Regions from separate parts of the Homo sapiens genome. Here region 1 is linked to region 2. A link is an interaction called in ENCODE POLR2A ChIA-PET data of the cell type or tissue named here. Cell type or tissue: OCI-LY7. All regions are shown on one strand.

Evidence for each region. Peaks named below come from ENCODE experiments on the same cell type or tissue, not always from the same donor. Only the 100,000 strongest peaks of a DNase experiment are listed, where the experiment ranks them.
Region 1: POLR2A ChIA-PET joins it to region 2 with 6 read pairs; 2 of 35 experiments call an interaction of 5 or more read pairs at or near these places.

Annotation. Positions count from the first base shown.
Region 1 is chr15:57,282,387-57,287,386 of GRCh38, forward strand. TCF12 (transcription factor 12) reads left to right here. Exons shown (of 21, transcript NM_207037.2): 20 at 59-212; 21 at 3,771-5,000. The coding sequence ends at 201. Among named protein-coding and RNA genes, the nearest start is that of SNORD13D, 6.2 kb to the left of the region's middle. RefSeq lists an enhancer at 2,393-2,452. In OCI-LY7, no CTCF peak of the experiment used is centred here; a DNase peak (open chromatin) is centred at 2,355; H3K4me3 peaks cover 847 bases; H3K27ac peaks cover 1,565 bases.
Region 2 is chr15:56,611,320-56,616,319 of GRCh38, forward strand. No RefSeq gene overlaps it. Among named protein-coding and RNA genes, the nearest start is that of ZNF280D, 120 kb to the right of the region's middle. In OCI-LY7, no CTCF peak of the experiment used is centred here; a DNase peak (open chromatin) is centred at 2,692; H3K27ac peaks cover 1,596 bases.

The sequences.
Region 1 (5,000 bases), 670 kb after region 2:
TGAGACCTAATTCATAACTTAAAACCATAGTGATAAAAATTCTTTCCCCCTGTTTTAGAGAGGAACCTTAACCCCAAAGCAGCCTGCCTTAAGAGAAGGGAAGAAGAAAAAGTTTCTGCCGTATCGGCAGAGCCGCCAACCACACTGCCAGGAACCCATCCTGGGCTTAGTGAAACTACCAACCCTATGGGTCATATGTAAACATCAGCCAGGTAAGTACGGGTTTGAAAAGAAACAGCAAGGAAATAACCTTAAGATTCATCTTAAACTGGGTTAGAATCTTTGAACAGAATTCTCTAGTGAGCAGTGGCCATTGTAAAGGTCACATGTAATTTGAAATATAACAGTTTGTCTTTCTGTTACATTATCAGACTTAGAGAGCCAGTGTCATTTTATAGCAAATTGCCATTTTCTTCAAAGTGTGGCAGTATCTTGTGACTTTGGTTCTTCTGTTCGGAGTCATCATGTGTACTCTCTTACATGAGTATCTTCCTGATCCAAGAAGAAATAGTACAATGACTCAACCGTCAGAAAACGCTCTTGTTACCACTCATGTTCTTCATTTCTTTATTCAGAAATGCTGACTATATCATCAACCAGTTTTCTGCCAATTATCTAGCTTTTTGTCATGAAGCCTTTATACATGAAAAAGTTATCACTTGTATTTGGATCAATAATGCAAGTTTATGATATGATGCTTCTTCCCCACTTGCAAGCACATCAGTTAACACCCTCTAGAATCTATTAATGAATGGGAAGTTATTATATATGTTAGAGCCAGAATGCCCTTCTCTCTGGTGGAATTTTACTTGTTCAAAGACTGTTCTTTATATCTTCCTTTTCATGGACTAAACATAATTCAGTTCCTTGTGATTTTTTTTTTTTTTCCTCAAGACAGAGTCTCGCTCTGTTGCCCAGGCTGGAGTGCAGTGGCACGATCTCAGCTAACTGCAGTCTCTGCTTCCCAGGTTCCAGCAATTCTCCTGCCTCAGCCTCCCGAGTAGACTAGCTGGGATTACAGGTGTGCACCACCATGCCCGGCTAATTTTTGTATTTTTAGTAGAGATGGGATTTCACGATGTTGGCCAGGCTGGTCTCGAACTCCTAACCTCAGGTGATCCACCCGCCTCAGCCTCCCAAAGTGCTAGGATTACAGGCATGAGCCACCTCGCCCAGCTGGTAACTTCATTTTTATAATCTGCTTTCAGCAGTATGTAGTTTTTTTCCCAATTTTATCAACAGATTAAAGGTAGTAAGTAAAGGCAGATGAGTGCGGGGTGTGGAACAGAAAAAAATATCAAGTGCAGTTTCATTTGGTCAGTTTCGTGGCTGTCTCATTTTGAACTGAAAGTCTGGAATTTGATAGATTGTTTGATAGATAAACTACAAATATTAGTAACTCACCTTTTCCTGAGGGTTTTAGTTCCTACCGCCACTACATATATAGGGTCAAATGAGACTACATATAGGGTCAAATGAGACTACATATAGGGTCAAACCAGACCACAAAGAAGATTTCATTTAGGGTAAAAGAAAAGAAGAGTTAAGGCAGTTATTTCGTAAGTCAGTTATAACTGTAACATTAGCACACTGGAGAAAACCTCAAACTACCTCCCCCACAAAAAGTATCCAGCAATCTAACAGATTGTACATGTCAGGGACTTTAGGCAAGAGCTAGTTTACAGATCCTCTAAAACCTAGATCATTGTTTCATACTCTGTAGAAAATATAGACTACTATGAAACAGTAAGTATTTTTGCTTCAAAAATAAACTTTGAAGTTTTTTTGTTTGTTCTGGGATTTTTTTGTTGTTGTTGTTGTTTGTTTGTTTGTTTTGAGATGGAGTTTGACTCTGTCGCCTGAGCTGGAGTGCAATGGTGTGATCATCTCGGCTCACTCCAACTCCCGCCTCCTGGGTTTGAGCAATTCTTCCACCTCAGCCTCCTGAGTAGCTGGGATTACAGACATACACCACCACGCCCAGCTAATTTTTTTGTATTTTTAGTAGAGACAGCGTTTCGCCAGGCTGCCCAGCCTGGTCTCAAACTCCTGACCTCAAGCGATCCGACCACCTCGGCTTCCCCAAGTGCTGGCGTTACAGGCGTGAGCCGCTGAGCCCGGCCAAAAAATTAACTTTGAAGTTTTAAAATAAAACCATGCCACTATTTCTCAGTGCAAAAGAGACTTTCTAAACTGATAGATTATTTCAAAGAAGAGTGATGGGAGAGGTAACTTATGCTCAGGTCCCAGATAACCACCAAGCTGTGAAAAAGAGCACTAGGCATTCTGCCCTAACACTTCTCTTGGAGCCTGTGTCTTATTTTTCTTGTCTCGCTCTAGTTAGTTCTACCCATTTCCTCTTGTTTTCTTCTCAGTCTCTCTTACTCGTTCAACTTTGTCTTCTTATTCTCATCTCGTTTCCTTCTGTTTACTTCCTGTGCTTTTACTACTTCTCTATTTCATACTGCTCTCATAGCTCTACCTTTATCTCTTTATAATGTGGAAATTTTCCCACTTAGGTTAAAATTAAACTTTGGGCATTCCCACCTATCAAAAAAGGATCAAGAATTCTTTTAAGTTTAAAAAGGCATCAAGATATGAGACATGTAGTGAATGCACTTTGTTCCATAGATTGTATAGGCTAGTGTTTGTCATCTTAGAATATGTGTTAAGGTTGCTAATTTCATAAAGATAGTTATCTGGTTTCATAAATTGGATAGCAGATTAAAAGTAGCAAGAGACAGGGCAGCAGGAACAATGCTACTAGAATCAAAATGGCTAAGACATGACCACAGAATGACTGGTTATAAACGTACAAAAATTTGCCATCCTGTAATGTAGGCCAAGTAGCTTTGAATATCTTAGTTTTCCGTCCCTAAGAGCATTGCTGTGTACCTAAACAATACTGTGGTTATTGTTTAATAAGGAAGTAAAAGTTATGATTCTATCTAAAACTATTTTATTAAAAATTTAAAGTAGAAAATTTCAGAGTTACTGCTATATATATTATATTGGGAACATAAGTATGTATAGAATTTGTACTAATAGAGTAAAATATTCTTAATAAATAGCAAACATTTGTTGAGGACCTACTGTGGACCAGGAACTGGGACCAATATGAAAATGAATGCAAGGTAGCCTCTGACCTCAGGTGCTCTCAGTTTAGATGAAATAAATGTAAACTATTAACACTGTGGTTGAGTGGAGGCAGCAGCAAATTGAGGGCTTTACCATTGTCTCACTACTGAGGAATGAATGAGTAGCACCTCAGAGCTCAGTTATTGCCAACTTGAGTGTTATTAAAATGAAGGTTTGCATCATTGCGGCAGCTGTTTTATACGCCTATAGTTTGTGATTCTGTAATCGCATGATCTCCTTTAAAAATCTTACCATATAGCCGGGTGTGGTGGTGCACACCTGTAGTCCCAGCTACTCAAAGACTGAGGTGGGAGGATTGCTTGAGCCCAGGAGTTGAAGGCTGCGTTGAGCCATGATCATGCCACTGCGCTCCAGCGAGGGTGATAGAGCAAGACACTGTCTGAAAAGAAACAAACAAAAAACCTTACCATACACATCAAGTAAAACCATTTCAGTATACCTTAAAAGGAAAAAGTTCATTAAGTCACTTAGCAGACTACAAATTTAGTGCAGACCTGGATATAGATGAGGAATACCAGCATTTTTTTGTTGGTGGGAGGGGGAAGGTGTTTTATTTTTAACAATTATGTACTAACTGGTATTGTCCTCTCCCTTGGCTGTCCCTGCCACAGTTCCAGAGTTATCAGTAGGCTAGATAGAAGGTGACCTCTCCTCATAAGGACTTGGACAACTCAGATTATCTGAAGACACAAACCTGACAGGAGGGAGAAGAAAAAACAAAACACTTGAACCAAGAAACTCAAATGTAATCCTACGATCAAAGCAACTGGTCAACACTTCCATCAGAAGTGAAGATAGGAAGCTCATCAGATAGAACATCAGCCCATGAGATGTTTGCAACAAATCTTTTGTTGCAAGCAGTGTGTCGCTTCTGCACAATCAGAGACTGTCTCGATCTCTCCACTCACCGTGGAAGTTGCCTTGTGCCTAAACTGAATTGACAAATGCATTGTAACTACAAATTTTATTTATTGTTATGAAACTGTAAGGTCTACATATAAAGGGAAAAAGTTAATGTGGAAAGCTGATCTACACTCAGCTGATGCCAGCATACATTAAAGCGGTTCACGTGCAGAGAACAAAGCAGTGACAACCATTGGCCCTTAGCATTCCCGGCATACCTATTAGTGTCTTAAAAAGGAAGGGAAAAGTCTTTTGTTGCCCTCTCCTATCCTCTTGCCATATGAATAGCGTTTTCCATGAAATAGGAAAATATTACTTGGTATAGCATTTCTCTTGCTCTCATTTTTTGATTTATTTTTATTTTCTCTTTGTGGGTGTTATATTTGATCTCTAAATCTGAACAGTTTATGGTCACAGTCCAGCCTCCTCCGTGCAGCCCTGTGTGCTTTGCACATTTACCTTACAGTGGTAAGCAGAGACCATCTGTGACCATAGCCTAGCTAGCATTTTAAAAGGGGAAATTTTGTTCTCTAGGTTTTCCCCCAAATAAACATTGCTTTATTTCTAATAATAACCAAGACTTTTCAAGCTTCTAGATCTCATAGGAAAGCTTGTAATAGCAAAATTGTAAATTACAAGGGAAGAATCTACTTTTTAGAAATCGCTTTGTTTTCCAAGCAGTAAGTACTACATACAGTACTTGTAAAGTGTTAGCTGTAAGTAAGCACAAAATACATTTAAAATACAAAGACGATTTTTTCAGGCTGTGATTATGGTGAACATAACAAAACCCAGTAGTCACCAAGGCAGGTAGTGTGATAAATGAACACACCACTCTGAGGCTAATTACCTAATGGAATACAAGAGCAATGGTCACCCGTATTTCCTTATCCTAGCCTTTATTTCTCTGTCATTTGGATGGCTGGTCAATGGGGAAG
Region 2 (5,000 bases):
ATGCAAATTGTGCAGCTACTCTGGAAAGCAGCTTGCTGGTTTCTTGTAAGTTAAACATACACTTACCATTTGACCCAGCAATCCTACTCCTGGGTATTTACAACAGAAATTAAGACATATGGTCACACAAAAATATGTACATGAATGTTTATACCAACTCTATTCATAATCAAACAGGAAACAACCATATGTCCTTTAATGGTGAATGAATAAACATATTATTTATAGAATGGATTACTACTCAGTAATAAAAAGGAATGAACTATTGATACATGCAACAACTTGTACAAATCTCATAGACCTTATGCTGAATCAAAGTCTCAAAGTGTTACATAATGTATCAGTCTGTCAGAGGTGTTCGAACCAGGGTGACTCCGTCTTGAGTGAGGGCTGGGAAACTGAGGCTGGGACTTGCTGGGCTGCATTCCTAGAAACTAATGTATTCCTAGCCTCTAGATGTTTACGGTTAAGGGAACAGATGGATAATGTTTACTAAACAGATCCAGACTTGGGAGTGTCCTGATATCCTGCTATCTTGAGAAGAGAAGCATTCCTAGTTTTGCTTTAATGGTAATATCGATTATTGTAAAATACAGTAATTAAGAAAATTAATCCTTTATCACAAACCCTTGTAGCAGAGCACATCTCCCAATGATTTTTTTTATCCTATATATATAGACAAGTATCGTACCTAGGGTGGACGTGTTCCTCCTCTTACTTTCGGGAATGCCCTACTCTGTCTATGGAGTAGCTGTACTTTAATCACTTTACTTTCTTAATAAACTTGCTTTTGCCTTGCACTGTGGATTCGCCCTGAATTCTTTCTTGAATGAGATCCAAGAACCCTCCCTTGGGGTCTGGATCGGGATGCCTTTCCTGTAACAATTTCATTTATGTGATATTCTCAAAAAGAAAAACTATCAGTGGTTGAAATATAGCAAAAACTGAAGACCTGAAAAAAGAAATGAATTCAGAGTAGAAGATTTTAACTCACCTTATCCAGTAATTGATAGAACAAGTAGTCAAACAAAATCAGTTAGGATATAAAAGTTCTGAATAACAAAATTAAGAAAATTGACCTACCAGATATATGTAGAATATTGTACCCAACAACTGCAGAATATATATTTGTTTCAAGTGCATATAAAACATTTACCAAAACTGGCCATATACTCAGCCCTAAAGACAATCTTAATATATGTCAAAGGCTAAAATTATGGAAAGCATATTCTCTGATTTACCACTACACACCCATTAGAATGGACAAAATTAAAGAGACTGACCATACCAAGTGTTAGTGACAATTTGGAAACAACTGCAACTCTCATACAATGCTGCTGAGAATATAACAAAAAGCCCCTTCGGAAAACAGTTTAGCAGTTTCCTAAAGAATTAAAAGCATACTTACCATGCCACCCAGTCATCCTATTCCTATTTACCAAAGGTAAATCGGAGCTTATGTCCATACACAGACTTGCATGCGATGTTCAAAGCAACTTATAATAGCTAAAAACCAGAAACAGTTTGTATTTGTTTTCTGTGCTGCATGACAAATTCCTACAAATTTAGTGGCTTAAAATAGGTATTTCATTTAAATTTATTTTTGAATAGATAATTGGGTAACAGTTCAAAATGTGGTGCACTGGCCGGGCGCCGTGGCTCACGCCTGTAATCCCAACATTTTGGGAGGCCGAGGTGGGCGGATCACCTGAGGTCAGGAGTTCGAGAGAGAGCAGCCTTGGCAACACAGTAAAACCCCATCTCTACTAAAAATACAAAAATTAGCTGGGCATGGTGGCAGGCTTCTGTTATCCTAGCTACTCGGGAGGCTGAGGCAGCAAAATCGTTTGAACCCGGGAGGCGGAGGTTGCAGTGAGCCAAGATCACACCGCTGTACTCCAGCCTGGACAACAGAGCAAGACTCCGTCTCAAAAAACAACAAACAAACAAACAAAAAATACATTGCCCTTTAGCTATATTGGGTAGCAGGAAGGAAACTGAGAAATGAAAAACGTCTATTAAGTCTTTCTTTATATATATGTATGCATCACTTAACTGGTTGTGATTGGTACATATCTAATCCTAGTCAAAAGCCCAGGCTTTTGAGAGTCAGACTACCTATTTGGTTACACGTAACTAATTTCTTATTCACTGTGTATCTCAACTTTCTTATTTATAAACTAAGATACTAACAGTTTCTACTTCATAAGGCTTTTGGGAAGATTACAGCAAATAATCAACGTAAAGTACTTTTAGCTTGGTGCCTGCCATATAGCAAACGGTTAGTAAATGTTAGCTATACAAAATATTCACCTTAAACTCATTTTTAGAAAATAAGAATAATTCAAAAGGAACTAAGCATCCAAATGAAGCAGCTAGAAAAAGGACAACAAAATAAACTGAGAAAAATGTGTGAAGAGGACAATTTAGGTCAAGAGTGCTGTAAATTCAACACTGAACTCTCCCCCTTCTCTACAAATGTGAATTATAGATTCAATTAACAAGAAAAAGACAGTTTCATGCATGCCCAGATACAAAATAAGCATTTATTTGGGTCAGAAACAGAAGGCGGCAACCTAGTAAGGTGGGGCTAAAGCGGCAGCCCTGCCGATGTCTAGGTCCAGGAAGCAGCTAGGGGCCACTGGGAGTTTTTACTCCTTTGATGTAACGAAAGCACTATGTATGTGGCATGGAACCATGGTACAGCTGGGGTCTCTGTGTGAAAACAGCTGTGATCACTGCCTGAGGTTACTGCTTCTGTAAACCTGTATAACTTCATGGTTGGGGGTGGCATAAGAGAAAACTGCACAGAAATCTGAGCAAAGCTACATACTGCTTCAGATGCTGAGCCAGCTGCCACTTTGAGACTGGAGTTTCTAGCCACTGAGGCATAATTTTGGAGTAGAGTCCTAGACAACTAGAGGGGAGAAACCACAGAACTACTAGACAGGGAAGAGGGAGCACAGAAAGAGGCAAAGGAAAAAAAATACCACTTAAAATGAATCTGCAGATGAAAACGCCAAACCACCCAATAAAAATTATTAAGGAGAGACAAGAAAAAAATTCACTGAAAATAACCAAAAATATTTTAAAGTTTTCTTAAATAGGTCTTTAATCTGGAAAGAGAGAGAAAAAAACACTCTGGAGAAAAACTAATTGAAGGCAGAACCCAGAGAGATGACTTCTTCCTTGAGACGTTTGCTGAGCTGGATGAACCTGAGCATGGGTTTTCACAGCCTTGTCAACAGAAGATGGAAAATACAGTTTATATCTACGAGTAGAACTTCACACAATGCTGAAATCACAAGGATCTACCCTTTAGTATAAGGGTGAATTAGAAATACTTACACATTTCCCCAACTGAGGCAGGAGAATAGGGTCTGGAGGCAGGGAACTGAAGGCCATTTCGTGCTGAATCAAGGAAAAACACCAAGATTTGGGGGCACGGAATCTGAGGTCAATTTATGCTAACTTTCTAAAAGAGAAAACACCTGGGTCTGGAGGCAGGGAATCTAAGGCCAATTCAGGCCAACTTCCTAAAGCTAAACCAAAAGGTAAAATTCCATCTCCCTACAACCACCTGAGTAGCAAAGGATCAAAGGCTGCTGTCCCTGCCACCCTCCCCTTCCACCATGTCTCAGATGGAAAGGGAGAGTGCCTTGGATTGGCCTTGGGGCCAAGCAGGGACCATCCCTTCATCTGCACAGGGCACCCATTCACCTCAGCCTTTAGCCACAAACCAAATCCTTCATCCAGATAAGGGGTAACAGTAGGAACCTCAACAGGAGTACTTAAAACCTGGAAAACTTTGTAACGGGGCCCATCGGCCGCTTGTTTGAGCCCACTCCCACACTGTGGAGTGCTTTCTCTAATAAATTCCTGCTTTTGATACTTAATTCCTGTGTTTCATTCTTTTGTTACTTTGTGGGTTTTGTCTAATTCTTTGTTCAAAACGCCAAAAACCTGGACAACTTACACTCAAGGCCCTCCTTCTGCTGACACAACCATTAGGACTAAGAAAAATTATCTGTCTCCAATTTCAGCACGCTGGAGATAGGAAGGATTTCTCCTGATAATCTGTATTCACAATGTGGTCTTCAAGCAGGTTTGCAGCCTAATTTTATATCAGTTTTGTAGTCTCCAAAACCTCCAATAATAACTGTAAAGTAGTAGTGGACTAATAGTGCCTCCAGATCTTCAGATGATTGACACAATCTAATCCTCTTTGGAGGAAACTTTCTTTATTCCAGGCCTCTAAGAATTACCATGTGAGGACAATTAAGACATTAGGACACAATACAAATCACCAAACATTAAGGAAATAAGACCCCACAGGTTAGAACAAACAGAAACCACAGCAGAATCAGACGTGAGAAAAGTTTAGACACTGGAATATTCAGACATAAAATAATTTTGCTTAATATGCTTTAATAAATAAAAGACAAGCTTGAAAATGAGTAAATTACAAGTAGAGTTTAAGAAAAAAAAGAGAATGTCTGCAGTGTAAAATGTAATAACTGAAAATTTTAAAATTTTATGGATACAGTTAACAGCAGATTCAATATAAAGAGAGCATATTAAAACAATTAAGTTATGCAGAATATATCCCAGAGTGAATAAGAAAAAAAACGTTAAGAGTCATAGGGGATACAGTCAAAAAGTCTAACATGAACTTAATCAGTTTTAAAAAGAATGGAGCAGAAGCAATATTTGAATAGATAGTGGGAATGTTCCAAAAAGTCACTATTTCACAGATCCAAAAGCTTTAATAAGTCAAACAGAATAATAAACAGAAATCTATACCTAAACACGTCATTATGCATCTACAGAATACAGAAGACCAAAAGATCTTAAATGTAGCCTGAGAGAAAGAAGCACAATTAGATGGACAGCTATCTTCTTAGTAATCGATATAGAAGTGAGAAGAAAATAAATGGTATTTCAATATGCTGAAAGAAAATTACTGTTCAATGCACAGTTCTATATTCAGAAAATTTCTT